Linked DNA regions of Mus musculus: all the other regions are linked to region 3. A link is a contact called in ENCODE Hi-C data. All regions are on one chromosome and are shown on one strand. The core of a region is the stretch at or near the end of the contact, and the rest is flanking DNA. Distances in the headings are between cores, read along the strand shown.

What was found. Hi-C counts contacts between places; a loop is a spot of excess contacts on that map.
Region 1: a map of T-helper 2 cell shows a loop between it and region 3 (12-fold over the local background). The contact joins two enhancer-like sites. A Hi-C loop is called at or near these places in 2 of 37 maps with a recorded cell type or tissue (T-helper 17 cell and T-helper 2 cell).
Region 2: a map of T-helper 1 cell shows a loop between it and region 3 (11-fold over the local background). The contact joins the promoter of Greb1 here to the enhancer-like site in region 3. A Hi-C loop is called at or near these places in 2 of 37 maps with a recorded cell type or tissue (T-helper 1 cell and T-helper 17 cell).
Region 4: a map of T-helper 1 cell shows a loop between it and region 3 (10-fold over the local background). The contact joins two enhancer-like sites. A Hi-C loop is called at or near these places in 1 of 37 maps with a recorded cell type or tissue (T-helper 1 cell).
Region 5: a loop to region 3 is called in a map of T-helper 17 cell, with 8 times the contacts of the local background. The contact joins two enhancer-like sites. A Hi-C loop is called at or near these places in 2 of 37 maps with a recorded cell type or tissue (T-helper 1 cell and T-helper 17 cell).
Region 6: a loop to region 3 is called in a map of T-helper 17 cell, with 8 times the contacts of the local background. The contact joins two enhancer-like sites. A Hi-C loop is called at or near these places in 2 of 37 maps with a recorded cell type or tissue (T-helper 17 cell and T-helper 2 cell).
Region 7: a loop to region 3 is called in a map of T-helper 17 cell, with 5 times the contacts of the local background. The contact joins the promoter of Pdia6 here to the enhancer-like site in region 3. A Hi-C loop is called at or near these places in 2 of 37 maps with a recorded cell type or tissue (T-helper 17 cell and regulatory T cell).

The regions. Positions count from the first base shown.
Region 1 is chr12:21,470,155-21,474,154 of GRCm38, reverse strand. No RefSeq gene overlaps it. Among named protein-coding and RNA genes, the nearest start is that of Gm4419, 54 kb to the right of the region's middle. Within about 2 kb of position 1,972, at least 1 of the 3 ENCODE cell types and tissues checked has a DNase peak (open chromatin) inside an H3K27ac peak, as active enhancers do.
Region 2 is chr12:16,799,255-16,803,474 of GRCm38, reverse strand. Greb1 (gene regulated by estrogen in breast cancer protein) reads left to right here and starts at 2,589. Exons shown (of 35, transcript NM_015764.4): 1 at 2,589-2,828.
Region 3 is chr12:98,666,038-98,670,231 of GRCm38, reverse strand. Spata7 (spermatogenesis associated 7) reads right to left here. Exons shown (of 11, transcript NM_001289572.1): 10 at 1,343-1,400; 11 at 413-1,130. The coding sequence ends at 561. Among named protein-coding and RNA genes, the nearest start is that of Spata7, 40 kb to the right of the region's middle. Within about 2 kb of position 1,590, at least 1 of the 3 ENCODE cell types and tissues checked has a DNase peak (open chromatin) inside an H3K27ac peak, as active enhancers do.
Region 4 is chr12:17,088,346-17,091,955 of GRCm38, reverse strand. No RefSeq gene overlaps it. Among named protein-coding and RNA genes, the nearest start is that of 2410004P03Rik, 78 kb to the right of the region's middle. Within about 2 kb of position 2,036, at least 1 of the 3 ENCODE cell types and tissues checked has a DNase peak (open chromatin) inside an H3K27ac peak, as active enhancers do.
Region 5 is chr12:17,138,802-17,142,944 of GRCm38, reverse strand. No RefSeq gene overlaps it. Among named protein-coding and RNA genes, the nearest start is that of Kcnf1, 36 kb to the left of the region's middle. Within about 2 kb of position 2,269, at least 1 of the 3 ENCODE cell types and tissues checked has a DNase peak (open chromatin) inside an H3K27ac peak, as active enhancers do.
Region 6 is chr12:24,871,032-24,874,716 of GRCm38, reverse strand. The region is part of intron 1 of Mboat2 (membrane bound O-acyltransferase domain containing 2); the gene reads right to left. Among named protein-coding and RNA genes, the nearest start is that of Mboat2, 41 kb to the right of the region's middle. Within about 2 kb of position 1,840, at least 1 of the 3 ENCODE cell types and tissues checked has a DNase peak (open chromatin) inside an H3K27ac peak, as active enhancers do.
Region 7 is chr12:17,264,382-17,268,157 of GRCm38, reverse strand. Pdia6 (protein disulfide isomerase associated 6) reads right to left here and starts at 1,569. Exons shown (of 13, transcript NM_027959.4): 1 at 1,507-1,569. The coding sequence starts at 1,525.

The DNA.
Region 1 (4,000 bases), core at 723-3,222, about 77 Mb after region 3:
CCTAGGGTTGACATGTGCAGCCACAGTTCAGGGCATCCTTTCTTACCAGAGGACAGGATTAAGCACATTCATGAATGGTGAGTGCCAAGACAACTATCCCTATCACCCTCTGAGAGGAGACAGAAACATGAAACCATGTATGCTCTTCTGTTAGACCGCTCAGACCCACATCAGGACTCAGGACTCTGGGCCATCTCAGAACATCTGACAAACATTCTCCAAGTTTCCAGACATAGACGCTTCTAAAGCTACTAGGGCTACTGTGAGGAGCATCTTCAATGGAAGCTCGTCAGAGCTGGGGTATAGGAGAACCAGAGCTTCTAAATGGGAGGGGTGGTGAGCTCTGTCCAAACCTCTCTCCTGTTCAGGGTGAGGTTAAAGCAAGGATACGTCCAGACCTATAAAGACCCCAGAAACTCACAGCAACACTGCCTTTGGGGAAACCCCAAGAAAAGGTGTTTGATTTTTGATTTAAAAAAATAAAATAAAATAAAGAGGATCACCCCACTTCATGGAGTCAGGTGATGCAGAAAATAGGGGACCCCACCTGGAAGTAGCCCTTCGTTTAGGCCATAAATGAAGCAAGAGGAGGCATGGGAAAGAGGACTGGACTCCTGCCCAGGAATCATGGCTCAGAAAACACCTGCAGAGTCATACTGCTTCCAGAAGGATGCCTGATGGAGTCTGACTCCTCTTGGGAGGACCTTGGGACATCTGAAGAAATCTCTGAAGCTGCACTAGCGACAACGCTCAAAATTAAGATGCTGAGGGCATGATGGGACTTTGGGGATAAATCTTCCCGAGCTATTGCTAAAGGCCAGGCTCACTGACCAAAAGCAACTTAGGGAAGATTTCATCTTCCAAGTCACTGTTCAGCATTGAAGGAAGTCAGAGCAGAAACTTGAAGTAGAACTTGAAGGGTAAGCCATGTATATGCAATGTGTGCTGGCCCACTCGCTGGCTCAGGCTTAGCTAGCCTTCTTTCACAGCCCAGGACCACCCGGGGAAGAGGGTAGTGCTGCCCACAGTGGGCCCAGCCTTATTCATCAATTAACAATCAAGAGAGTCTCCCATAGACATGACCCCTGGATAATCTGATCAAGTCAATTGATTCCTCAGTGGAGGATGACTCTAGTCAGTGCCAGGCTGACAATTAAAACTGATGAGGGTAGCCTTCATCCCTCACTTAGCACACAACCTAGGGATAAGCTTTCTTAGTGACAGAAACTCCCAGAAGGGCACAAGTGAAGGAAAGGGCCAGGGAAGTAGAAACTGATACGGACCCAGCCCTCAGTCTGTGGTCAGTTTCTCATCTACACTTATTTCATATAATCCTCACAATATGAGGAGACTGGAGTTCAGACTTCAGCCTCGAGGAGTGCCAGAGAGTCAAAACTTCCAAATACAGCCTGCCCCTGGCTCTCTTCCACCTCACACCTAAGAAAATGAGTCGATTTAAGGGAGGGTGTTGGCCGGGTGGCCAGACTGTGGGGTGTGCTGTATTTTTAGTCATTTTGTCATGTTGACTGGAGTGGAAAGATGAAAAACCACAGGGGGCTGGCATAGACCTCAGGATGAACTCATGAGCCAGAAATAGGTGGAACCAAAGCCTTCATGCCTCCTGGCTTCTGTTCTGGGCAAACACAAGGGCTGCTCCCCTCTCTTCCCTCCTCTCCCCTCCCCTTTTCTTCCCTCCCCTCCTCCTTCCCCTCTCTCCCCTCCCTCCCCCATTCCCTTTTCTTCCCTTCCCTTCCTCTCTCCCCTCCCTCTCCCTTCCTTTCTCCCATCCCCTCCCTCCCCTTCCCTTTCCATTTTCTCCCCTTCCCTTCCTCCCTCCCCCTCCTTTCTTTCCCCTTCCCTCATTTCCTCACTCCCTTCTTTCCTCTCCCTGCCCATCTCTCACTTTTTTTCTGGGGATCAGGTCTCCTTTGGATACACCAAATCAACAAATGTTAGCGTTCGACGCAACCTTGGCCATTTCGTACCTAATCCCTGCATTATACAAACGGGGAAGCTGAAGCTAAGAGAAGGCTTATTTCCTGTAAATTAGAGATAGAGATGAAATTCCTACAAGTCCCTGGGGCGCTGATCACATCTTTCCCCACAGAAGCCAGGGAAACATGAAAGACATAGCTACAGGCCTTAGGAAGCTCTGGGCTCGCTAATTTAATTTAATTTAATTACACATCTGAAAAATCACTGTGTGAGTGTGAGTGGGGGGGGGGGGGTAAGAAGGCTCCAATCCAGCAGCAACATTCATGAGATGAAATGCTGATTACCCTGTGTGGTGGTTTGAATAGGTTTGGCCCCCATAGACTCATGTGCTTGAATGCTTGTGGTCATGCTTGTGCCATGGGGAGTGGCACTATTAGGAGATGTGGCCTTGTTGGAGGAAGTCTATCATTATAAAAGTGGACTTTGAGGTCTCCTCCTATGCTCAGGCTCTGCCCAGTATGGTGAGTCTCCTCCTAGCTGCCTGCAAAAGATAGTCCCCTTCAGCTACCTGTGGATGAAGAAGTAGAACTCTCAGCTCCTCCAGCACCATATCTGCCTGCACACTGCCATGCTTCCTGCCGTGATAATGGATTGATTGAACCTCTGAATATATAAGCCAGCCCCAATTAAATATTTGCCTTTATAAGGGTTGCCTTGGTTATGGTGTCCGTTCACAACAATGAAACCCTAAGATACCCTGTGATGGTTTGTATATGTTCGGCTCAGGGAGTGGCACAATTAGAAGGTGTGGCCCTGTTAGAGTAGGTGTGACATTGTTGGAGTAGGTGTGTCACTGTGAGCTTGGGTTTAATACCCTAGTCCTACCTGCCTGGAAGTGAGTATTCTGCTAGCAGCCTTCAGATGAAGATGTAGAACTCTCAGCTCCTCCTGCACCATACCTGCCTGGATGCTGCCATGCTCCCACCTTGATGATAATGGACTGAACCTCAGAACCTGTAAACCAGCCCTAATTAAATGTTGTCCTTACAAGAGTTGCTTTGGGCCGGGCGTGGTGGTGCACGCCTTTAATCCCAGCACTCGGGAGGCAGAGGCAGGCGGATTTCTGAGTTCGAGGCCAGCCTGGTCTACAAAGTGAGTTCCAGAGTTCCAGGACAGTCAGAGCTACACAGAGAAACCCTGTCTCGAAAAACCAAAAAAAAAAAAAAAAAAAAAAGAGTTGCTTTGATCATGGAGTCTCTCCACAACAGTAATACCCTAAGACACACCCTGATTGGATCATTGTATATGCACAAATGGACTTGTAATGCCATGACCACAAGAAAATATAACTACTATAAGTCAGTTGAAAGGTTAGTGTAAAGAAAGCTACGGGTGTGGCCCATTAGCTACTGGCCAGCTGCTGCTCTCTTATAGTATATTCAATGAAAGATTAAAATGTTTTTTAAGCCGGGCGTGGTAGCACACGCCTTTAATCCCAGCACTTGGGAGGCAGAGGCAGGCCGATTTCTGAGTTCGAGGCCAGCCTGGTGTACAAAGTGAGCTCCAGGACAGCCAGGGCTATACAGAGAAACCCTGTCTCAAGAAAACCAAAAAAAAAAAAAAGGATTGAACACACTAGGCAAACATTTTATCAACTGAGGGACATCCCAGCTCAGCAATTATGCTGGCTTGAAAGAAAATGGCCCCATAGACTCACAGGAAGTAGCACAATTAGAAGGCGTGGCCTTGCTGGAGTAGGTGTGGCTTTGTTGGAGGAAGTGTGTCTCAGTTCTCTTCTTGCTGCCTGCAGATCCAGATGTAGAACTCTCAGCTTCTTCTCTGCCTGCAACCTGCCGTGCTTCCAACCATGGCATAATGGATTAAACCTCTAAACTGTAAACCAGCCCCAATTATATGTTTTTATTTATTTATGTATTTATTTATGTGGTTGTTTTTTTTTTTTTTTTTTTTTTTTTTTGAAGCAGGGTTTCTCTGTATAACCCTGGCTGTCCTGGAACTCACTCTGTAGACCAGGCTGGCCTTGAACTCAGAAATCTGCCTGCCT
Region 2 (4,220 bases), core at 1,340-3,839, about 82 Mb after region 3:
TGGTCATATTAAGTTTAATGTTGGTTGCAAGTGGTTGCCCTTTGTGTTGCGGATGGCCTTGCAAATGAGAGGAAGCCATTTGAAGTCTCTTTCTCCTGCTGCAAGCTGACTGCTGTGGGTGGGCCTGATCAGCTTTGTTAGGCTTTGCAGCCATGGGCTCATGGTGCTATTTATTTATTCGTAGGTTTATTTAGCATGCACTGGGGATAGGCTCTGGGGCCATGCATTTGTCAGGCAAGCATTCTGAGCTGAGCTGCACCCCAGCCTCTTTTCAAGTTTAAAAGGTTACATTTTAAAATACCTATAAAAGGACTTTGCCTCAATCATGCCAGGGGAAAACTTAAACTGCTCCCTGCCTTTATAAAGTTTGCTGACTTTTGTTCTGTATTTTATTTTGTTTGCCAGATAAGCTGTCAAAATGTAAAGGTGCCTTCAAGCAAATAACTCTCCCACTCACGGACCATGCAGGCAATGCTACTTAAATGCAGGAACACACACCTACAGACAGACAGACACACAGATACATACATACACATACATAGACAGACAGACATACACACACACAAACACAGACACACCCACAGACACTCATACCCACAGACATTCACACCTACAGATATACATAGAGATACATACACATGCAGAGACAGGCAGATACACAGACACACACACAGACAGACATACACACAGACACACACAGAGACATGAAAACAGTAGGGGAACTTAGGAAGAAGGGTTTCAATAGGAGGAGAAAGATAACACAATATTGGGGTGGGGGACTATGACCAAAGTATTATATATGTATATATATGAAAAATTAAAAACAACAGAGGTTTCTAACACAAACCATGAAGTAAATATGTTGGTAACTATCCATGCAACAGTTACTCTGTAACTGGAGAATGTTGACTTCAGACTAGTTCATACTCTTCTATCAACAGAACAGAAACTGACAAGGAATATTAGTCAGCAGTTCTCATGAAGGAACTGGCTCTGCCTGTAAGATCAAGGGAATCTTGCAAACATTTTCATGAGCAAAACAGAACACAGGGTCCAGGTTACAAAATAGAACAGTGTGATCCCACAGGGAGAGCTGCAATGCTGATAAGCACCGTCTACCTTCCAGCAGTAAGTACATACATACCTACCTTCTGGTACAGTATAGATTGAGAGGAAAGAGCTGCAGCCTACATGGCTGGCTGAGGACTCCAACTGTATGGGGTTTTTGTTGTTTGTTTTGTTTTCTTGAGCTGTTGTTTTACTTAGCACAGGCTAGCCTCAAATTTGATGTAGCCAACAGTGACTTCTGATCCTCCAGGTCTCATTTCCTGGAGAGCTGACTTTACAGGCATGGGCCACCAAGCTTGACTTATATTTATGTATGGCTGGGGAACTCACCCCATCCTAGGCAATCAGTCTATCGACAGGACTACTTCTTGAATAATTTCATTACACAAACATCTGCAGTCAGTTAGGCTTGGCTAGGTCTTAGGCACGGGGCTCATCATGTTAACTGTTCCTAGTCTCGACTGTGCTTGGAATAGTTCCTAATTAGAATAGGAAGTTGATGCCCCTGCCATTAGGAAAGTGGGGATAGGAGAGCATTCCTCAACCTGCCCATTTTGTGGGAGATTGATGCTTATTCTCCTATTGTCTCCTGCTCCTAGTCAGACAGGCTCCCTGTTTTTCTAGGACCTTTGGCTGTGAGGCTGGCTCAAGCGCTCTGCTGTTGTTGTTGTTGTTATTATTATTCGATGTGTGTTGCAGTTTGGGGAACAGAGGACAGCTTGCAGCAGTTGCTTCTTACCTTTCCTCAAGTGAGTAACTAGGATCCAACACAGGGGTTCAGTTTTTGGCTGCAAGCTCCTGTACCCACTTAGCATCTCGCTAGCATGGCTGGGGTTCTTGAATGGCAGGAGGGTACAAGGTGCTCGGGATGTCTCTGGCAAGTTCTAAACACACAGGGATTTCCAGAAGAGGGAGGAGCAGGAGGAGGAGGAGGAGGAGGAGGAGGAGGAAGAAGGAGGAGGAGGAGGAGGAGGAGGAGGAGGAAGCTTTGATGACCATGGGTTCCTTCTGTGGTCTGGCTCCCTCAATTTCCCCCACTTTCTCTGCTGGCTGCTCGCAGCCACCTCTGTGTTACAGGGGCCAGAAAGGTTTGCACCGGCAAGTGCAGGTTTGCTCCTTCCCTCCAGTGCTCATCCTTCTGACCCACTCTCGCATCAGGGAAAGTTCTGGCTCCACCCGCTAGTATTAGGGGTTCCAGGCTCTTCCTCTGCTGATGTTAGGCAACTTCCTTATTGTAGGGCGTTCATCAATCTCCACTGTTGGGGGCCTAAGTCCCCTACCTCTGTCGGCTTGAACTGCAGGGGTATTGTCCTGCGGTCCACAGACACGCCCTGCGCCGGGTGGAGACATCTGGGAGGGGGGGGGGGTCTTGCTCACTGGTTCGTCCTCCCAACCCCACCTCCTCTTCGGGCATTTGTGGCCAAGCAACAAATGACCTCTGTCCCCGGAGGCTTCCGACTTCCGCGCGGACCCCTCCCAAACCGGGAACCCCGTGAGAACCCAGCGAGGCGGTGGGTGCCTGCAGCGGGGACGGGACGGGGCAAGCCAATCTCCTGTGCCTACACCTGGACGGAGCCGGAGCCGGAGCAGCAGTCCCAGCTCAGGTCTCCCCTTGCCGCCCCCCCCCCCCGCCCCCCAATCACGGTGGCCCGCAAGACCCGGACGGGCGGACTCTCAGGCTCCGCGGCTCCGGGCTTTGCGCAGCGCCGGCTCCGGTAGCGCGGGCTCCGAGGACGCCGGATGAGGACAAAGGGCGCGAGGTGAGGGTGGCCGCAGGGCTGGGGGTCTTGCGCCAAGGGGTGTGGGAGGTGTCCATGTCAGTGTGTGCGCGTGTGTGTGAGTGAGTGAGAGAGCCATCTAGAGCCACAGCCAGAACGAGCCAGAGCGCTCCTGGCACATGGTGAAGGCTTCGGCTGCGTAGGTAAGAACTTTAGGAAAAAGACAGCACTGCTCCAGGTTGTGTACACCGCGGCTCCGTTTTGGGGAGGCTGTTTGCCGCCCGCTGCCCCCCGGGGGTGGTGGCAGCCGCGTCTTCTGCAGCACGTGGGACAAGGGAGAAATGGGACTTCTTCCCAGAGTGGCCAGCCTGTGAAAGGCTGGTGGCTGTGGTGATCATTGGTTGAGTTTGGTTATTGGATCTCCGTTGGGAGCCACAAACAAAGGCTACTGGCTGAAGTCCAAGAAAGTGTGTGTGTGTGTGTGTGTGTGTGTGTGTGTGCGCGCGCACACACACACACACACACACACACACACACACACACGCGTCCGCCAGCCCACCAGTGATCAGGGTTAGGGTTGTGGAGGAAGGCCAGGAGACACTCCATGCAGAGAGACACTGGGCCATTTGCTGTCAAACCTCATTTAATCCTTGGTCCTGAGGAGCAACCAAAAGAAATTACCTATTTTATAGACTGAAGTTTTTCTTGAATCAACTTTTATTATAGAGTCAAGTGTTGCCCCAGGGCTTGAAATGCTGTTTTATTAGCCCTTTAAAACCATGAATGTGTAAATTTAACCAAATAAACACCCATTTAGTCCCATCAAGGACAATCTTTTGCCTTTAACAATGGGCGTCACACAAGATGATTCTGAACTTAGTCTCAAAAAGACGTGTGCAGGTCTGAGTTTGCATTGCTTGGTGGGCTGATGTTGCTGGGAGTTTTAATTTAGAGTCCATCTCGGTTTTCTTAGTTTCTTTACGCCCCCCCCCAACCTCCCACGCTGAACTTTGGCTCATTTAAAGTTTACAGTAGGATCTGTGACTTTTGGTTATCCCGCAACATTTGCTTCGGGATATCCGTTCTTCCTCATTCTGATAAGAGTATTCTTCACGGAGTTAGAAGTCATTTTGGTTTGAAATTGGCATTCCACCTTGGCCCTTCTTGTTATTGAAGGTGACTAAAGCGGTTTGTGGCTTAAAATGTTTTAAACATGGGGACAGCAGTTGTAGTCTTAGACTGGTAGACAATTTGAAATTATCCTTTGTGTGGCTTTGTAGCTGTACTCTTGTTTAATAATTTTAATCAGATGTTGTAATCTTCAAGCTCAGCTAAGCTTTCTGTGCTTAATACAGCATTGATTGCCCCTTGGCTCAGGAAACCACTCACTGAGCCTCCGCGACCTTGCGTCCTACTGTTTCACTTGAAGTTAGA
Region 3 (4,194 bases), core at 341-2,840:
GTAACACAGGGGTCCCCAGCCTTGCATCTGCGCTCTTGTGTATCATCCCCTCACCCCTAAGACTGCAAGAGACCCGTGACTGTCCTGCTTCTCACCAAGAGTTACCTGCCTTGCTAGCAGTCTCTGTGGTTCTCCTTTGCCAAGCTGTGACCTGCTTAGGGAGCATGCACATGGCAGGAGATGGCAAGTAGCCATCTGTCCGCCAGCCAGCCAAGACCAGATGAAACTCGCAGATCTATGGTGCAAGAAAAGGAATTCTGCTGGCAACTGTAGCATGGAAGCAGTTTCTCCCCCAGTCGAGCCTCCTGATGCCATCACAGCCCTGAATACCACCTGGACTGTAGCTTTTGACCCCATCACTCTGTGTTTCAATTCTTGAACCATAGCAATATGAGAGCAATAATAAATATGTGGTGTTTCAAGACACTAAAATTGTGGTAATTTATTACATAGCATTGAAATTACAGAAATCTTAATATGTAAAAGGGGACAAAAAAAAAGAAGAAAAGTAATATTGAGTTACTGGCCACATGGAGTGTTTATTAATGTAGATCCAGAGGTCAGTCTTCAATGCTCATTCCCATGATTCGTAGAGTCGATAATTCCTTACCATGATTACTGCCACCATTGATGCTGGGGAATGGACCAGATGGGGACAGTGATGTGCTCAGACAACAGAGTTCCCTGGAAGTCTCAGCCCTTTCAAAGTCACTGTCACCTTCAATGACATCCACAGAGGTTTCCTGGTCTATTACACTATCAGAAACACTTGGATTGTTTTCATTCCAGGGTGAGGCTTCATTATCTGTTTCGTCATTGACCTGTTGAATTATAACACCCTCTGAATGCTTGACTTTATGGGCGGGTATTAAAAATTCGCCCGGTAAAGAGAACATCTTGTTTTCGTCCTTCGGCACAGCCGACAGCATGTCCAGGGCCTCCTGGTACTGCTGGCGCTCGTGGTGACTCACTGTTTCTTCATCACTTACAAACTCATTTTCTCTTGAAATCAGAGCCTTTTGAAAATGAAGTTGATTCAACATTCTGAAATGTTTTTGCTTTGCTGGGTCTTCCTCAGATATGCAGCCTAAGTCAACCTTCAGCCCATGCAGCAGGTAGCGCATCTTTCCCTAGAATTGGGGGGAAAGCAATTCTGAGGGTCGTTACATTCGCTACACTATTAAAACTGAACTCTATCTGCAGCGCTGCTAGTCTCATGATCACACTCTCCCAGTCCTGCCCCTTTCCCCTCATAAAAAGCACAAGGCAGAAAGTGCCTATTTTAAATAAAACATATTCTTTTAGAGAATAGAAAAACATTAAATTCCAAAGAAAGACCAACCTCCTCCAAATGATGTTTATTTTTCTTTATATGTCGCTCAAACAGTCGCTCTAGAAACCTACAAATGATAAAGAAAAATATTAGTATCTTAAACTCAGATAACCTACTAAATGTAAAATAGTTACATAACATAAAAACCGACAAAGGCTGCAAAGTAGTTTTCAGATGAATGGTTTTCCCTGTGAAGCTAGAAACAAATCCTTCCTGCTCTGTCACGTGCTCTAACCTGGCAGGCAGCCTGGCTTCTGTTACGCATTTGTTTTTACGTTAGATAACAGACGCCAGTCTATCAGAAGGATTACGTACTACTTATGTTTCTGTGACTGTTTTAGGTGAAGGATAGAACTGCCTGCAAATCTCTCTCCCCATTAGACACACAGACACTAAAAGCTCCCTGCGCCCTTCACCAACCCTACAGAAAATGCTCTCACAGAGCTGTTAACCTTGCTCCTAAAGAATACTCTCCATGGACGCCAAGCCTACAAAACAGCCTCCAAGTGGATGCCAGGGCTTTATGCTAAACATATACAATAGTCTGCCTCCACTCACCCCAGCCACGGTCTCTTATGCAGCCCTGGCATTCAGAGATCTGCCTCCTTGCTGGGATTAAAGGCGTGTGCTACCATGCCTGGCCCTCTCTTCCTGCTAAAGCCAGGGTATGAAGACCAGTGAGAGCCATGGTAAAGGTGAGAGATTACATCTCTAGGATGAGTTTCCTCTCCCCTGAGGTTACAGCCCCTTCAGAAAATTTACCTGAGAAGCAAAGGTCACGATCCCTTCAGAGAAGTGACCAGCTTCAGGGAATACATTCTTTCTACAGCAGGCCCAGTACCACTCTTACTATTCACAAGTCTCCTGGAAACAACTAATTTCCTTGGCCACCATCATTCATACTCGTTAACACATGCAGTAACCCAGGAGGCCTGGGTTGTCCTATCATGTTTAGAGATCCAGAAACTTGTATCCTACTCTACAGCTACTGCTAACATTCTGGAATTGCACACCCGGACATTGTTATATGCTTATATATTTCCTCAAGCTGGGATTAAATAATACATATTATTTTGGTATAAATACACACACACATACACACATTATTTTGGTATAAATACACACACACACACACACACACACACACAAACACACAAACACACGCATTTTCTCATCAACTAGATGAGATCAACTGAAAGGTTGAACACCTTTCAGTGTGAAGAACTCCATCTTGCACCATTTAGTTTCTTTCTCAGTCTGGTTTTATGTTTGGTCTTATGAACCAGTGCTAAATCTTAAAGAGGAAATATAAACATTTAAGGAAACATGTAAATGATATGCAAATTTTGGGGTTGTATTAAAAAACATAAAAGTTACCATTTTAACCCTGTAAAATGTGTAGTCCAGTAGGGTTCCACCTATTGGTGCTGCTGGGAAGTGGCTCTCTAAACTGTTTCACCTTGAAACTTAAAAACTCCTTATGCAGTTCTTAAAAGTTACTAGTTTTGTCTCAACAATAAAAGAACCTCTGGTGGAATCACCATGCCTGACCTCAAGCTGTGCTATAGAGCAACTGTGATTAAAAACTGCATGGTACTGGTACAGCGACAGACAGGTAGATCAATGGAATAGAACTGAAGACCCAGAAATGAATCCACACACCTGTGGTCACTTGATCTTTGACAAGGGAGCTAAAACCATCCAGTGGAAAAAGACAGCATTTTCAATAAATGGTGCTGGCACAACTGGCAGTTATTATGTAGAAGAATGTGAATTGATCCATTCTTATATCCTTGTACAAAGCTCAAGTCTAAGTGGATCAAAGACCTCCACATAAAACCAGAGACACCAAAATTTATAGAGGAGAAAGTGAGGAAAAGCCTCGAAGATATGGGCACTGGGGAAAAATTCCTGAACAGAACAGCAATGGCTTGTATTGTAAGATCAAGAATTGACAAATGGGACCTTATGAAATTGCAAAGTTTCTGTAAGGCAAAAGACACTGTCAAGAAGACAAAAAGGCCACCAACAGATTGGGAAAGGATTTATAACAATCCTAAATCTGATAGGAGACTAATATCCAATATACACAAAGAACTCAAGAAGGTGGACTCCAGAAATTCAAATAGCCCCATTAAAAATGGGGTTCAGAGTTAAACAAAGAATTCTCTCCTGAGGAATACCAAATGGCTGAGAAACACCTGAAAAAATGTTCAGCATCCTTAATCATCAGGGAAATGCAAATCAAAGCAACCTTGAGATTCCACCTCACACCAGTCAGAATGGCTAAGATAAAAAATTCAGGTGACAGCAGATGCTGGCGAGGATGTGGAGAAAGAGGAACACTCCTCCGTTGCTGGTGGGATTGATAGCTGGTACAACCACTCTGGAAATCAGTCTGGCGGTTCCTCAGAAAATTGGACATATAGTACTACCGGAAGATCCAGCAATACCTCTCCTGGGCATATACCCAGAAGATGTTCCAACTGGTAATAAGGACACATGCTCCACTATGTTCATAACAGCCTTATTTATAATAGCCAGAAGCTGGAAAGAACCCAGATGTCTCTCAACAGAGGAACGGATACAGAAAATTTGGTACATTTACACAATGGAGTACTATTCAGCTATTAAAAACAATGAATTTATGAAATTCTTGGGCAAATGGATGTATCTGGAGGATATCATCCTTAGTGAGGTAACCCAATCACAAAAGAAGTCATTAGATATGCACTCACTGATAAGTGGATATTAGCCCATAAACATAGAACACCCAAGATACAATTTGCAAAACACAAGAAAATCAAGAAGAATGAAGGCCAAAGTGTGGATACTTCATTCCTCCTTAGAACAGGGAACAA
Region 4 (3,610 bases), core at 787-3,286, about 82 Mb after region 3:
TACTCAAACACTCATACATACTCAAACACAGGTATATACACACACACCCAAACACACACACTCATAATACACTCAAACACAATACACATACATATATACTCAAACACACACATACTCAAACACTCACACACACATACTCAAATACTCACACACTCAAACACAGGTGTATATACATACTCAAACACACACACTCATAATACACTCAAACACACACTCAAAATATAGACACACACTCATACACAAATTCAGAGCTAAATATCATGGCACACGAGTGAACTACTCACCAATGCTGGAACAAGAACAGAAAAAAATGCCCAAATCTGATTTGTTTTCCCAAGACTTGAGAATAAACTGTTAATAAACTGGAAAACAAATCTCTCTGTAGCAAACATCCCATCAATTAAAGCCTGGAACTCTTTCCCTTGCTTCAAAAGCTTGAGGCTGTCTTATTAGAAGGGTACTCAAATTTAATCTTTAAAAACAATTAAGTAGAATCTAAGTGATTGTTTTCCGTTATTTTTCCAAGCATCGAAGGTTGCCAGATGGCTTTCAGGAACAGCAGATTCTGCAAGCGTCCTTTACCCTTGTAAAAAGAAAAAGCTGATTACTTGGGTCTGTGAGCATCCTAGCTCAGAAACACCAGCTCTTCACCAGTCAAGAAAACATGTGGTGTTGGCACGGAGACAGGAAATGAAATGAGGCAGGAAAGAGGACCCAGGAACAGATCTATCGACAATGGACTTGGCAACTCACAGAGCCGATGTTTCAGATCGACGAGGAGAAGACAGATGAGCCAACACATGGCATTGTTAAGACGCGCTATCATTTAGAAGAAAATTAAGATGGTTCTCACAACATGGATTCTGGATGCATCCTATGTCTAAACATATGCCTCTAGATCCCAAAGGAAATCTAGTGATCTTTAAACACACACACACACACACACACACACACACACACACACACACACACACGAGAGCTTCAACATGAACCTGTGCCTCCTGCTACTGTGAGTAGTTTTCCCTCCGGCTCCTACTTTTCAGGAAGTTAAAACATTCTCTGCCTTTCACCCATGTCCCACCTCACCACCGCCCACACTAAGCCAAATGTCGAGATGGAAAACAACATTGTAAACCCTTTGAGAAGAAGGCACTCTGCTGTGCTCTGCAGCCTGCCCTTCCCCCAAAGAGTCCATTCCTGTCTGTTCTTTGAAACGTCTCAATATATTCTGGATGATGGGAAGTAGGAGGAAGCAAAACAAGATTGACCTCAAATGAGGAACTACTTCAGATATGTCTGGGAGGCAGCAGCTTGGGATACAGGGTTGTTAAAGAGGAATAATGATGGCTTGGGGCAGGGGTCAAATAAGCTGAGCATCAAATAAGAGATGAAAGGGAAACTTGCAGACAGAAAGGGCATTAGGACAGTCAAGGGTTTTGTTTGTTTGTTTTTGTTTTTGTTTTTGAGAGAGGGAGAAGATGCACATGTAAACCCCAGACAACACAGCCTCGGTCCAGAACAAGGAAGATGGGATTCAAGAGGGCGTTAAGGCCCGTCCCAGCTTCGTTTCCGTTGCTACGATGAAACACCCTGACCAGAAGCAACTTAGGGGAAGAAAGGATTTATTTGGCTCAGTTCCATGTTACAGTGCATCACTGGTGGGAAATAAGAGCAAGAAACTAGACAATCACATCCACAGTCCACAGCATGGAGAGAGGAACGCAGCCCTGCTGCCTGCTTGCTCTCACAGGCTTGCTTCTCCTGTCTGGAACCCCTCCCTAGGAATGACACCACCCAGAGTGGGCGGGGTCTTCATATATAAATATTGAGTGAGCCAATCTCCCATGGACATGACTAGACCAATCTGCTAAGGACAATTATCTAGTTGAGATTCTTCCTGGTGATTCTACTTTGTGGTGATCTGACAACAGACCAGGAATCTGTTCTTGTGAATGAATCTGTTCGCTGCTTTCAGATGCTTCAGCGCCCCCTGAGCCTCTCAGCCTCTGCACAAACAGCTGCCTGTGCTCTTTACCGAGGGAGACAGCAAGTGTCTGAAGGGCTGCCAGACCTGCTGGCACATGGTCACATCATGGACAGGGGAATTGGGCGAGATTTAGGCTGGTTCCCTTTCAGTGCCACCCTGTTCAAAATTAAAACCAAGAGGTGCGTCATGAATTAAAAAGCTGTGACTTAGAAGAGAGGGGCCAACAGGGATTCTGAAAATTACCCTGCATCCACAGTAGACAGCACACAGAACGGAATACTGGGAAATAGGTACTTCAAAGCAAATATCATCTACTGGCTGCCATGCATACTATTTTTAAAAGCCGACTTTCTGCCTTAAGAGTTGTAATTAAAGCTTGAAGCAGTGAACTTCGTGACTGTGGTCCGGCTGTCTAGGGACCGCATTTACCCCACTGCTCGCCCTGTTCCCATCCCCTCCCCAGGCAGCCGTGCGCCCTGTCTCCCCAGCGGAGCCAAGATCCCAGTGAGGGCCTGTCACAGACAGGAGCTTCACATTTATTTTTAGAGGACTTAAAAAATGCTGTTCCCAGGGGCCAGTAGGAGAGCGCAACCAGCAAGACTCGTGTGGCTCCAAGGACTATATGACCTGGGTCCAAATCCCAGAGCTTACTGGTGAAGAGGAAGGAGATAGCCCCCCTGTACACACATGCATCATGTCACACACAATAGTGATAAATAAAAATTATAAACGATACGTCCAAGAACTATTTTGTTTCTTTTCTCTCCTCGAGCCCTCTTTTTAACATGTTTGCTTGTTTATTTATCTTCAATTGGGGTGTGGCGAGCGATGGCACACACGTATGCACAGGTCAGAGGAAAAACTTCAAGAATCGGTTCTCTTCTTCTACTAAATGAGTTCCAGAGAGCAGACTCAGGTCATTGGGTTTGGTGGCAAGTACCTCTACCCACTGAGCCATGTTGCCACCTCCCTGTCTTCCTTTCTTAGGCAGAGTCTTGCTATGTAACTCCAGGCTAGCTTCAAAGCTTTTTATGCTGAAGTGATCCTCCTGCCTCAACCTCTCAGGGATTACAAGTGTGTGTCACTGTGCCCCATTTACTGTTTCTTCTACTAATAACACTGCCCAAGCTCATTATCACACTGGGAGTCAGGAGGACACTGCACGAAAAGCAGCTTGCTGGCCAGCCCTGCAGGGCCTAAGCCTCATCTATGGACCCACGCTTTCTCCGCACTCCAGACTTGTGACAGCTATACAGGCTACCCGAGGACAGTGCTAGCCTCAGCCCAGTCAGCTCTTCTGCTCCCACCTATGGGAAACAACCTCAGAGAATTAGGCTGGGACCAGCGAAGTCAATAGCAGACCTGCTAAGAATAGCTGCGTAGTGTCACCGAGGGGCCATCATGTCACCTCACTCCCTTCACCTCAGGTTGGCTGGCTTGGCGGGAGGGCCACCCTTAAATGTCCCTTATATTGCTTGCTTCTATCACTCAGCAAGGCTTACTCTGTTCATCTCACAATTGCCTCCTGATCCGTTACTCTGTGGAGAGTCAGAGTCAGACTCCTGCAATTCTGAGAGTACCCCAGACTGCACTTTCATCACCCCAGGAGCGGGATCCCCCAGG
Region 5 (4,143 bases), core at 1,020-3,519, about 82 Mb after region 3:
CTAAATGCTGAGACCTTCAGGACAGCCCTTAAGGCAATGAGAAAGAACTCTAAAAACATGAGCTCAAAAATATGTAATTTCTCAGCACTTGGGGGGGCAGAGGCAGGTGGATTTCTGAGTTCGAGGCTAGCCTTGTCTGTAGAGTGAGTTCCAGGACAGCCAGGGCTACACAGAGAAACCCTGTCTTGGGGAAAAAAAAAAAAAAATATATATATATATATATATATATATATATATATATATATATATATATATGTGTGTGTGTGTGTGTGTGTGTGTGTGTGTATCTATGTATATACATATATATATACATATATGTATATATAATTTCTCAACTATGCAAAATATAAGGATGCAATATGAATTGTATGAGATGCTTCACAGACCTGAAAGAGCAGAGGCAGCTGCACTGTGAGCCAGCTTGTCAGAAAGATATTAAGGAAGGAGATAGAGATTTAGGGAGTGGTGATCACAGGGCAAGATCCCACTCAGCTAAATTTATTGTTTGTACTCACAAAGACAGACAGATTCCTGAGTTTAAGGTCAGCCTGGGACAAAGCTAGTTTGGGAATGATAATCTCAGGATGGGATCCAGCTAGCCTATTATCTGTGCTTACAAAGGCAGGCAGATTTCTGAATTCATTTGCAATCTTTACAAAAATGTGCCTGCTGTCTCTTTCTAAGAATTGAGGTGCTGGGGTCATGGAATGCTGATTTGTGGGGTAACCAAAAGGGAACCTGGAGTAAATGACTGAATTGATATGTAAATAAGAGACTGAGCTTTTAGTCTGCAAGAGATAAGCTATCCAGAGAGTTTTTAGATTTTTTTTTTTTGCAAGAGAAAGCTGTCTTAAGCAGAACATAGGCTATCAGCTTGTACCCCACAATTTGACTTTGAGTCGATTCTATTGCTGCTCTCAAACACTTCTCCAAGCTGAGGCTGGTCCTTGGCACTGCTTCAAGAAACAGCTTCTTAACAAGAGCACCAGGGACTTGGTAGTGAAAGGGAGGCAGTTTATTTTACAACCCTGAAAAGCAGAATGCCGGCCTGAAGCTGCAGGTATGTTGATTTGAGCACAGAGTTTAAAAAAAAAAAAATCCTGAACCCAATGGTTCTCAACCTGTGGGTCCAGATCCCATCAAGGATCCATATCAATTATCCTGCATATCAGACATTTACATTACACATTCATAACAGTAGCAAAATTACAGCTATAAAGTAGCAGTGAAATAGTGTTATGGTTGGGGGTCCCACAACATGAGGAACTGTATTAAAGGGTAGCAGCAGTCGGAAGGTTGGTCTAACTCAACAAGCCCCTCCCTGAGTCTCCTCTCTTTTTGGCCAATGAAGAGAAGGCAATCCTACACACACCATCTTGGTTTGCTTGTTCCCTTTGCCACACAAGAGTGCATTTCTGCCCTTTACATCCTGTTTATTTTAAAGCTGATCAGACACATGACTTTGCCACATCTGCAGGTTGTTCAACAAGTTCCGTTGTCCCTGATTTTCTACTCTAAACTTTCACAGGTGTGGGGCAGCTGTAGCTAAACCAGTTGGCAGTTGAGTGGAGATGGCTAACTCAGCAGACTGCCATCCCTTAGGGAGACACTGCTTCCTGCTACATTTGTAGTTGAGCCAACTACGAGGTAGTTCATTTTTATATAAAAATTTGCAGATTTTATATCTTACACTACCACAGACATGAAATTTCTGATCCCAGAGGTCGGATCTGCTTTCCTGTCTCAGGTTTCCATGTTAATCAGCTTATCACACCTCTTAGTGTGACAGACAGCCACACCTCCCCTTCCCCTCCTCCTCCCCAACACCCAGCTCCTAATTCCCAGTGCCTAGCACTAGTCCTCTGTGAGCACTTTCAGGAGTCTGTCCCAGGCTACTTGGTCAGTGGGCTCAGCACTCATGATAGGAGATGGGAACATGCCATTCCTGTTTCCCCGAGTCACTAGGGTCAGCAATACAGTCTGCTTTCAGAGAACACGATGAGGGAGGATGGGAACTAAGGAAGAGACCTCAGGGCTATCCTGCCCTGTCCCCTTTGTTCTCCTATGAAGCATTATAAAGCATTGGTGGAGATTCACTAGGAGTGACCCCATCTCCCTATCCACTGAAGGATTCCCAGGCTGTGGTCCTCAGTGTCCTTACCCCATCCATGGAAGGCATGTGTAGGTATCCACCAGCTTTTTTCAGAGGATGGGAAACATCTCCAGAGCCTGAAGCCAGCTACCTCAGGTCCTCTGCCAGGAGTGTGGGTGTAGAACCATCAGGGCTCTGAGCGCCAGTTGGAAATGATGTTACAAGGATCTGAGGAGACAGCTCAAGCCAAGGCAGAGCTATGCTGAACCCCTGAGAGTGGCAGGCTCGTCATGGGGAGCTGAGGTCCCTGCTCTTGCTGTGGAGGCCCTGGAAGGAGACCCCGGTGTCTTCATTGCTCCTGCTTTGTGCCATCCCTTGCATGGATGCTCTGTAGCCACCATTCTGAAATTCATGAGAACTTCTGATCAGGGCTTTTGAATAGGAAGCCCCACAGGTTATAGCTGACTACAGCTTCTATTTGAATACTTTTATTATTACAGCAAAATTCACCACTTGGAAGTTTACAACACAAGAGCTTTTGGTACAGGCATACTGTACAGTTGTGATCACTATCTAATTCCAAGACATTTTTTATCACCCACAAGAATCTTCCATTATCAAGTCATTCCCCCATGGCCCCTGAAAGCCTGCTCTGTTCACTGTCTTTAGGGCTTCACCTAGTCTAGGGATTCGTCTAGTCTAGACATTTCATATAAATAGAAACAGACAATATGGGACCTTTTGTGCTTGGTTTATTTTTAGCATAATGCTTTTGACGTTCATTCAGGCTGTAGCATATATTAATATTCATCCATTTTTTATGACTAATAAACATCCCATCGGTGACTAAGCCTCATGATGTTAAGCCCCGCAGCAGTTTATGGACATGTGGATTGCTCCTGGCTTTGGTGTGTGTGTGCGTGCACTCACGTGCGCGTTTTGTGGTCTTTGTTTTATTTTGTTTTTTGCTATTGTGAGTAATACTGCTGTGAACCAATTACACACACACACACACACACACACACACACACACACACACACACACACACATATATGAAAACTATGTGGAGATGCTCCCATCTCTTCTAGGACTGGAATTGCCCGGTCAGCTAGTGAGTCTATGTTTATATCTTGTAGGACTTGCCAAACCATTTCTCCACAGTGACTGAATCATGGTCCATGCCCACCAGCAGTGTGTGAAGGGCCCAGTTTTTCCACGTTGTTGCCAGTGCCTGTGTTGTTTTGTTTTGACAGAAGTCATCCTCAGACCTCATGGGTGTGAAGTGGCTGCTCACTGTGGTTTGGCTTTGCAATTCTCTAAAGGCTAATGTTGTTATCTTTTCTTGAGCTTGTTGGTTGGGCATTTGCATACCCTCTTTGGGAGACCATCTATTTAAAACTTTCTTCCATTTTAAAAATACTTATTTTTTAAATTGTGTGTGTATGTGTATACATGTGTGTATATGTCTGTACACACACATATGTGTATGTATGTGTGTGTATATGTATGTGCAGGTACCCTCTGAGTCCAGAAGAAAGTGTTGGATCTCCTGGAGCTAGAGATATAGGTGGTTGTGAGCTGTGTGCCATGGGTGCTGGAAGCTGAACCTGGGTCCTCTACAACAGCAATATATGCTCTTAACTTCTAAGCCATCCTCCAACCCTTTTGTTCATTTTCAAAAATTGGGTTGTCTCAGGTTTCCACAAGGTTCCACCTCCTTTATTTCATGACCTTGGGCAGCATGAATAAGACTTCTTTTCTGCATTTAGAAAAATATAGACAAGCTGGGCGTGGTGGTGCACGCTTTTAGTCCCAACACTTGGGAGGCAGAGGCAGGCGGATTTCTGAGTTCGAGGCCAGCCTGGTCTACAGAGTGAGTTCCAGGACAGCCAGGGCTACAGAGAACCCCTGTCTTGAACCCCCACCCCCACCCCCCAAAAAAAGAAAAAAATAGACATTAAACTTTTTACCAACCGCACTTTCTTCCAGCCTCCTGCAGAGGAGCCAGCTTCTTGTTTAGATGCTCAGCTTAGGTAAACGTGCTGATGTC
Region 6 (3,685 bases), core at 591-3,090, about 74 Mb after region 3:
GAGGAAGTGTGTCAAGGTAGAGACAGGTTTGAGGCTATGTATATGCCAAGCTACTCTCCATGAGACAGTCCCCTTTTGCTGCCTTCAGATTAAGACGTAGACCTCTTGGCTCCTCCAGCCCAAAGTCTGCCTATACACTGCCATGCTCCCCACCATGATGATAATGGACTGAACCTCCAAAACTGTAAGCGAGCCTCAATTAAATGTTGTCCTTTATAAGAGCTGCCTTGGTCATGGTGTCTGTTCACAGCAATGAAACCCTAACTAAGACACAGGACGATGGGAAGGAAACCTTCTCAGCTAGTTTAGCACTGAGTCACTAACCTCACTCACACAGTTCGAGAAGCCTTTTTTATCTGCTGCACAGAAAAAGACTTACAAAAGCCTTTGCTTGAGACGTACCAAAGAAGTTATCTTTAAAGTGCTTGTCTTCATCAGCATGCAAAGGACAAACTTTGAGGACCTTGTCCCACTTCCAAGTACTAGTGACAACACTGACTAAAGGACATTCAAAGAAAGTATTAATGTCCCAAAATAAAAAGTGATTAGGAATTTTATAAGTTTTTCCAAAGAGAAACCGCAGACGTTATAAAAGAAAAGATTGCCTTTTTTTTTAAATTATATAAGGTCTTAAGACTATTTAACAGGGGAAAGGAGGCGAAGAATAAGTGTGGGAAAATACTGCAACACCACAGAAAAGAAAGTCTCTACACAAGAACACTGGACGGCACAGCAAAGACATTTTATAAATGTCAATGTCCAATGGAACTGAAAACGTCTCTCCATCAGTGAGACACTGTCTCCCAACTCTTATGGAGGGAGGTTGGAAGCAGGAGTGGTAGTACTACTTCAGGGCCAGAACAACCATGGTCAGAGCTGCCTTTTTATCTGCCATGTCCCAGAAATGATGAGGAGCAAAGGTTTCTGTGCCAACCCATGTCCAGCCATGGAGGGATAAGGAAATGATGTTTGATACTGGTCTTAGGGATGGAAGAAACGATGCTCTTTGCACCTCTTAGGAATGGCTTGTTACTGCGCAAACCCTAGCTTATCCTGACTAGATGTAAAAATTAGCACCTACAATGTAAACAAATATACCTTATCTAATCCAAATAATAATTTAGCAATGCTAATTTATAAATAAAATGGATTTCATTTTAATTTATTTTAATATTTATTTCCTATATAAAAACTTGAAGCTCCTATGCAACAAAAACAACACACTAAGTAACAATGGAAAAAAGTATGCATCTCTATAAGGCACATGACAAAGGGTCAGTCTATATTAAAATACACTCCTACCAGCCACCCAGGCAGTGAGACAGGAGGAGAGTCAAGATCGGGGTAGACCGGGCTTCATAGTGAGACTGTCTCAAAAAAAAAAAAAAATGTATACCAAAAACTCTTACAGGATAATAGAAAGAAAAAGTCACACAAAAGAAGAATGTAGCATACAAGTCACAAAAATAAAGCACAAATTGGATATAATTAAATGTTTTTAATGTGGTTAAAAAGACATACGTCATTTGCCTTTTTTTTTTTTTTTGACATGGGAGATGATCAGCAAGCTGCATTATAAGTAAGAAATACAAGTTAGAGAGTAAGAGCCAAGCAGTCTTGCATACGCACGCATTCACTAAACACATGCCTCTACTGACACAAGCCCGCTGTGTAGCACAGGCTAACGTTACTGTCATCCCCATAGAGTCTCTGTATATCTATCTGACTGGGCTTAGTGGCGGTAGCTCAGCCACCAGCAGGGTGAGCACCAGGCGCTCCTACGCCAGAGCCTGTGGTACCAACCATAGGCTCCTCTGACTCCATATGCTGCAGCCTAGAAAAACTAGACAGCAAGGCATTAGATGAAAGAAGGAACAAAGAAAGACTTGAAACGCCCCTGTGTGTGCAAGCTTATGCCCGGAATGGAGTCTCCTGGGCAAACTACTCCTTCCCAACCCTGTCTCCTCCGTTCGTCACAAGACATCCAACCAGTCTAAAAATGTCTGTAGTACTCCCCTGGGTTTTCACACCTTTATGCATTTTCTATACTGTACCACTGGGAATGTCTGACTTTCTAAATGGTAAAAATGCCTAAGCTCCTGCCGTTAGCTACTCCTAACACTTCGTTTCTGGTGAGACACACACTTCACCTTGCTTACTGGCCTGTTGCACACTGTTGTGTTGCGTGACTATGTGGGTGTAGACTCGCAGGTAAACATGTTCCACTGAACTGCAGACACTAAATTGCTCTCCTAAGCAGCTTGGGCCTGCTCAGGCGCCCACTCAGCAGCGAGTGCCACCGTTCCACATGCCTGGCAACATCTGGTACTGCCAGACTTCACATTTTTGCCGAGTTAGAGAACAGGAGATTTTTATCTCACTACTTTTTTTTTAAATGCCATATTTTTAATAGATCTGTTGGGCATTAAACTTATACTTGATATCCTTTTCATATTTTTCTAGTAGGTTTAATTTTCCTTGTGACTAAGAAGTCTTTATTTGAATCCACTGTTTTACAGACAGCATCTGTCAGTCTGTGGCTGGCCTTTTATCTGTATCTCTGGTTCTTCTATAATAGTGGTTTCCTCCACGGCATTTGTGCACCTTGGCTTTGGGCAGTAGCTGCACTGCCTGAATATGTGATGTGTACCTGTGCATGCGTTGGTTTCTTTTTTAAGAGAAAAACCAGAAAATAGCTGATGAATCAAAAAATAAGTTGCAGAATGAGAGAAACCACTGGGCATTAATATGTTGTTTCCTACGTTAACCGCCTTGACCTCCCAGAGCCAGCAGGCCGATTCTAAGGAGAATATCTTACTGCATTCACATCTGAGTTTTCCTGAGTGACATGCCCACTCTAAAATGCCAGCAAACATGACAGATTCATAACCTTCCTCATTTCCTCATAGGCTGTCGTCACATCCTGTTTGGACAACAGACTGCATTTGCTCTTTCCGAGCTTTAAACTTTATTTTACTAGGTCAGGTGGAGGGGTCCCCAGGTGTTCCCGATGGATAACAAACAAGGCACTCAGCACAGCGGTTTCTAACCTGCCTACACTTTCATAGCCAAGAGCCACGTGTGGCCACAAGTGCTTGTCTGTGGCCACTCTTTGAATTGAGATGGGCCTTAAGTGCAAATATGCACCAACTTCAAAGGTTTAGTGTGAGCAATTTCTCTAATGCAAGTATCTAGTTAGTTTTATAACCAGGAAAAGTGCCGTATGCCTGCAGTTCCAGCACTTAGGAGACTGGGGCAGAAAGATTTCTTGAATCCAGGGAGTTCAACGGTAGCTTGGGTAACGTGATGAGATCCTGTTCCAACAGAACACTAATAACTGTATACAGAACACACTGAAATAATGCTTGGAACATGCTTGTTACAAAGGAGATCACTAATGCCAACTGACTTCAATAGGCTGCCCTGTTCTAATGCTACTCTGCAATAGTAGGTGTTGTATAATACACGTTCTCGGTCCCTCCACATGAACAGTATTTGTGAGTCTCTGAGCTGAGGAGGAGAATGAAAGGAGTGAGGCAGACAGCTAAGGGTCAAAGGTTAAGGGTGCTCCGCAGGCTCCAATGACAGAGCGTCTTCAGCTTCAGGGATGCTGTGCTCAGCTCCATCTGGTAGACAGTGCACAACCACCCACTGGAAAGTTAAAGAAACTCTTGGCTACCACTGT
Region 7 (3,776 bases), core at 320-2,819, about 81 Mb after region 3:
AAAAAGAAATTGTCATGAATTCATATTTGTTTGATACACTGAGTCTTGTGAAAATTGAAAGGTAGAAAAAAAAGTCTAGTTATAGACACTTGGAAGGTAAAGTCATTACGGACTACCAATCATCTCCCATGTAACCTTGTTATAATCGACTTCTGACTGATGGCCACCCTAACTTTTAAGGTGCTTAGGTCTTAGACCTTTGATAGGGTAGCCATCTGTTAAGAGAAGCTCTCAAGGAACTAGGCAAAGTGTAAAGACAGAAGTCTTACTATATCAGCCATGGAAGAGGAATGCCTTCCTGAGGCATGGAGCCTCCATCCCTGTGGGAGCCTGCAGAGAACATGTTGCTCCCCTGATGCCCTAATGGCCAAGAGAAGTGGAACCACCCAGTTCTGCCTCAGCCTACCAACTGATGGCTCTAAGATGATCTAACAGGGTTAGGAAGAATCAAATACACTGTTCCTTGCACTTGCTCTCCAAGCAACAGCCCCACCCCCACCCGGGGTGGTGGTGGTGGTTTACTATGGCTGAATAGGTCAATGCTGACCCATCAAATCCTGCTTCTAAAATTCACATGGCCACTCTACACAGTGATAATGAGCACCACCGGGAAAAAAAGAACTCCCAGGGTCCACAATCTATGCGTGCAGATGGTTTTGCCATCTGTGGCTTCCCATTCAATCTCTGTAGCAGTTAAGGGTGTTATAAATTCACACCAGTAACATTTCTGCCTGGCAGCCGCTGGCAGCAGGGTAGCCAAAAAAAAGGCTGACTACCTTATTAAAATAATGAGTTAATTGATAGAATCACTTTTTCACAGGCACTCACTGGAAAACCAAAGATTAAATCTTTCCCTCTCATCTGCTCTCTACAGTAACCCAGAAAGTAGTATTTTTCTTGCTTACTCTCTTTAAATATGTACTATAGCTCATGGGGCGAACACGGTTGAAAAAAGCTGGCAGAGCAGTGAGAAAATATGCTCCGGGTCTCAACTAGTAAATGGAGGGAGAAGTGGTGTAGGGATCCACCTCCCTCTCCTACTTTCTAGCCAGGATCAGCTGAGTTAACTAATGTCAAAAACTATAGGCCCATTTACAAGGACAGCCGGGAGATGAGGGCCCCTCAGATTCGCCCACGAGTCGCTAAACATCATTCCCGGACACCTGGGTGGACGACCAAAGGCATTTTAAGTGCTCAGGAGTTGTGAGGCCTTGGTCAGTGGGCACTGCCCACTTCTAAGACACCTTCGGGACAGGCCTCTGCTATCTGCCTATAAAAGTGAAGGCTGAGCTGGACCGGAGGCGGACCGCACTCGTGGGGAGCAGAGGCTGCAAGTCTCCGACTCCCCGGGGCCTCCCGTAGTGGGCCCGACCTGGCCTCTCCCACCCAGCTCGCCGCGAAGTCCCCAGGCAGGCCCGGCAACTCGTCCCTCCACTCGGCCCTGCTTCGCGGCCCCGGCCCTTCAGGCTGCCTCCGACCGGCTTCCCACCACAGGCCCGCGCTTACCGAGCACCAGGCGAGCCATGCCGATCACCCGCATTCTGTCCGTGCCGCCGCTGCCTCGGCTCTGCCGCGCCCACGTCCCGCCCTCGGCTTCTAGCGGGCGGTGCGCCGGCGCGCGGAGGCGGGCCGGAAGGGCTCGCCACGCCGTGGCCGCCTTTCATTGGTCTCTGTGGACTTCGCTCATGTGCGTGGCCAATTGAAAGCGGCCGGGTAGAGGTTACCGGTTTGTTTTTTTTTCCTCGGGGGTGGGGGCGAGCGGAGTAGCGGAGCGGGGCGGGGCAGGGCGAGGATGGGCGGGGAATGAAGGGGCGGGGTCAGGGGACCTCCGGCCCTGTTCCTGCGGGGTACCCCTTGTTCCCCTAATTTTTTTCTGAGTTAACTGAAACAAAACAAAAAACCCAGGACTAAGGGGTCCTCATTTCTTCCTGGCTTTCATTCTTTTTCCTCTTTGCCTCTCTCGTGGCCCCTTCCAGCTCTCATTCCTTGAACTGTCCCTTTATGTCGGGAGAATAGTCCTAAGACTTCAGTGTGTTTGGGACCTTATTTATTCTTTTGTTCGCGGACTCAGCATTCAGTGAAAACCATTTGCCAAACTTATTCTGTATATAGTATCATTCCAAACTTTATTTTGTTAAATTGATTGCAAAGCCTTGTTCACTCATGTGCCCCTAGACCCTCAGAGTATAAACTGCGGGGTTTATCGTTCTTGGCTCTGGGGGTGAGGGCTAAAATGTATTGCTTTGCAATATTTACAAAGGTGTTTAAGGCTAACAGAGTGAGACACAATAGAAAAATAATGGCAGGGGATGCCTTTCTGTTGGTGTGCTTGAGTAACATGCGTGAAGCCCTGGCTAGGATCCCTAGCACCACAGAAACACAGCATGGTGACTATGGTGGCTAGTTTTATGGCAACTTGACTCAAGCTAGAGGAAACCTCAAAAACAACAAAAAAAAAAGCTTCTATAAGATCCAACAGTAGGACATTTTCTCAATTAGTGATTGAAAGGGCCCAGCCCATTGTGAGTGGTGCGGTCCCCGGACTTGCGGTCCTAGGTTCTATAAGAAAGCAGGTTGAGGGTAAGTCCTGAGCAGCGCGTCAGTAAGCCACATCTCTCCGTGGCCTCTACTTCAGCTCCTGCCTCCGGGTTCCCATCCTGTTTGCCTTCCTGCCCTGACTTTCTTGAATAATCAACATGGAAGGATAAACCAAACCCTTTCCTCCCCAAGTTGCTTTGGTCATGGTGTTTCATCACAGCTACAGTAACCCCAACTAAGACAGTAACACACCTGTAGTGCCAGCGCTAAAGAAAAGGAAGCAAGAGAATTAGGGGTTCAAGGCCAGCTTTGGCGACACAGTCAGTTTGTGGCCAGCCTGGACTACATGAGATCCTGTCTAAATTTTTTAAATGCTAATAAAAATTTTAACAACAATAATAGCTTCTTTTTACTGAATGACAAAACAACGCTGACCCTGGCCAGAGCTCTCTTGGGCAAAGGGCTCCAGGAGAAGTGGTGCCCTGTTGGAAGGTGGAGCCCTAGGAGTGCCTTTGGAGAGACTGGCAGGCAAATGAGGCTCCAAGGAGCACCAGAACCACAAGGCTGACTCTTGTAAGCCATTGGCAAGCTTTCCTGTCCACAGCAGGCACACTGCTTATTTTGGGACAGGAAGTCCCTCTGGAACCTTGGTTAGCTCCACCTTTGCAGGAAGGTGCCAGTGATCACAGAGCTATGTGTGGAGTCAGAGCAGAGGTGTGTGAGGTCTGCAGAGAGACATAGTTGGGCGGTGTGTTCTCCTGGAAGGCCCTGAGGTGAAATGCTACTTGTTTTTCTGAGGCTTTCCTCAGCTTTCTGTGTTTCCCCCTGAAATATGCAGCTGTAGAAAATGGAATTCCAGTGAGATCCTTTCCCTTGACGGATAAGGACTGGGAATGAAATCCTGTTTTCATCCAGACGTAGGAATTTAATTCTGATCACCTGCAGGGGATCCCCTCATTTCTTATTCCTTAACCCAGCCTCCTCCTCCTCACATGAACCATCAAGCTGCCACAACGTGTCAAAAAGGGGCGTGCATTCTGAAGCTACCAGCTGACTCTACCTCTTTAGGCCTGCTATGTGAACAACACCATAGTCCTAACTCAAAACCAGTCCTGATAGTGGTAATAGTTCTGGTCCATTTCATGACTCATGAGGTCCCCATCTAATCTGTCGCAGAGTAAGGCAAACGTGGACCTTTCCATGAAGCCTACTGTACACGGAGACTGGCTTGCAAATGT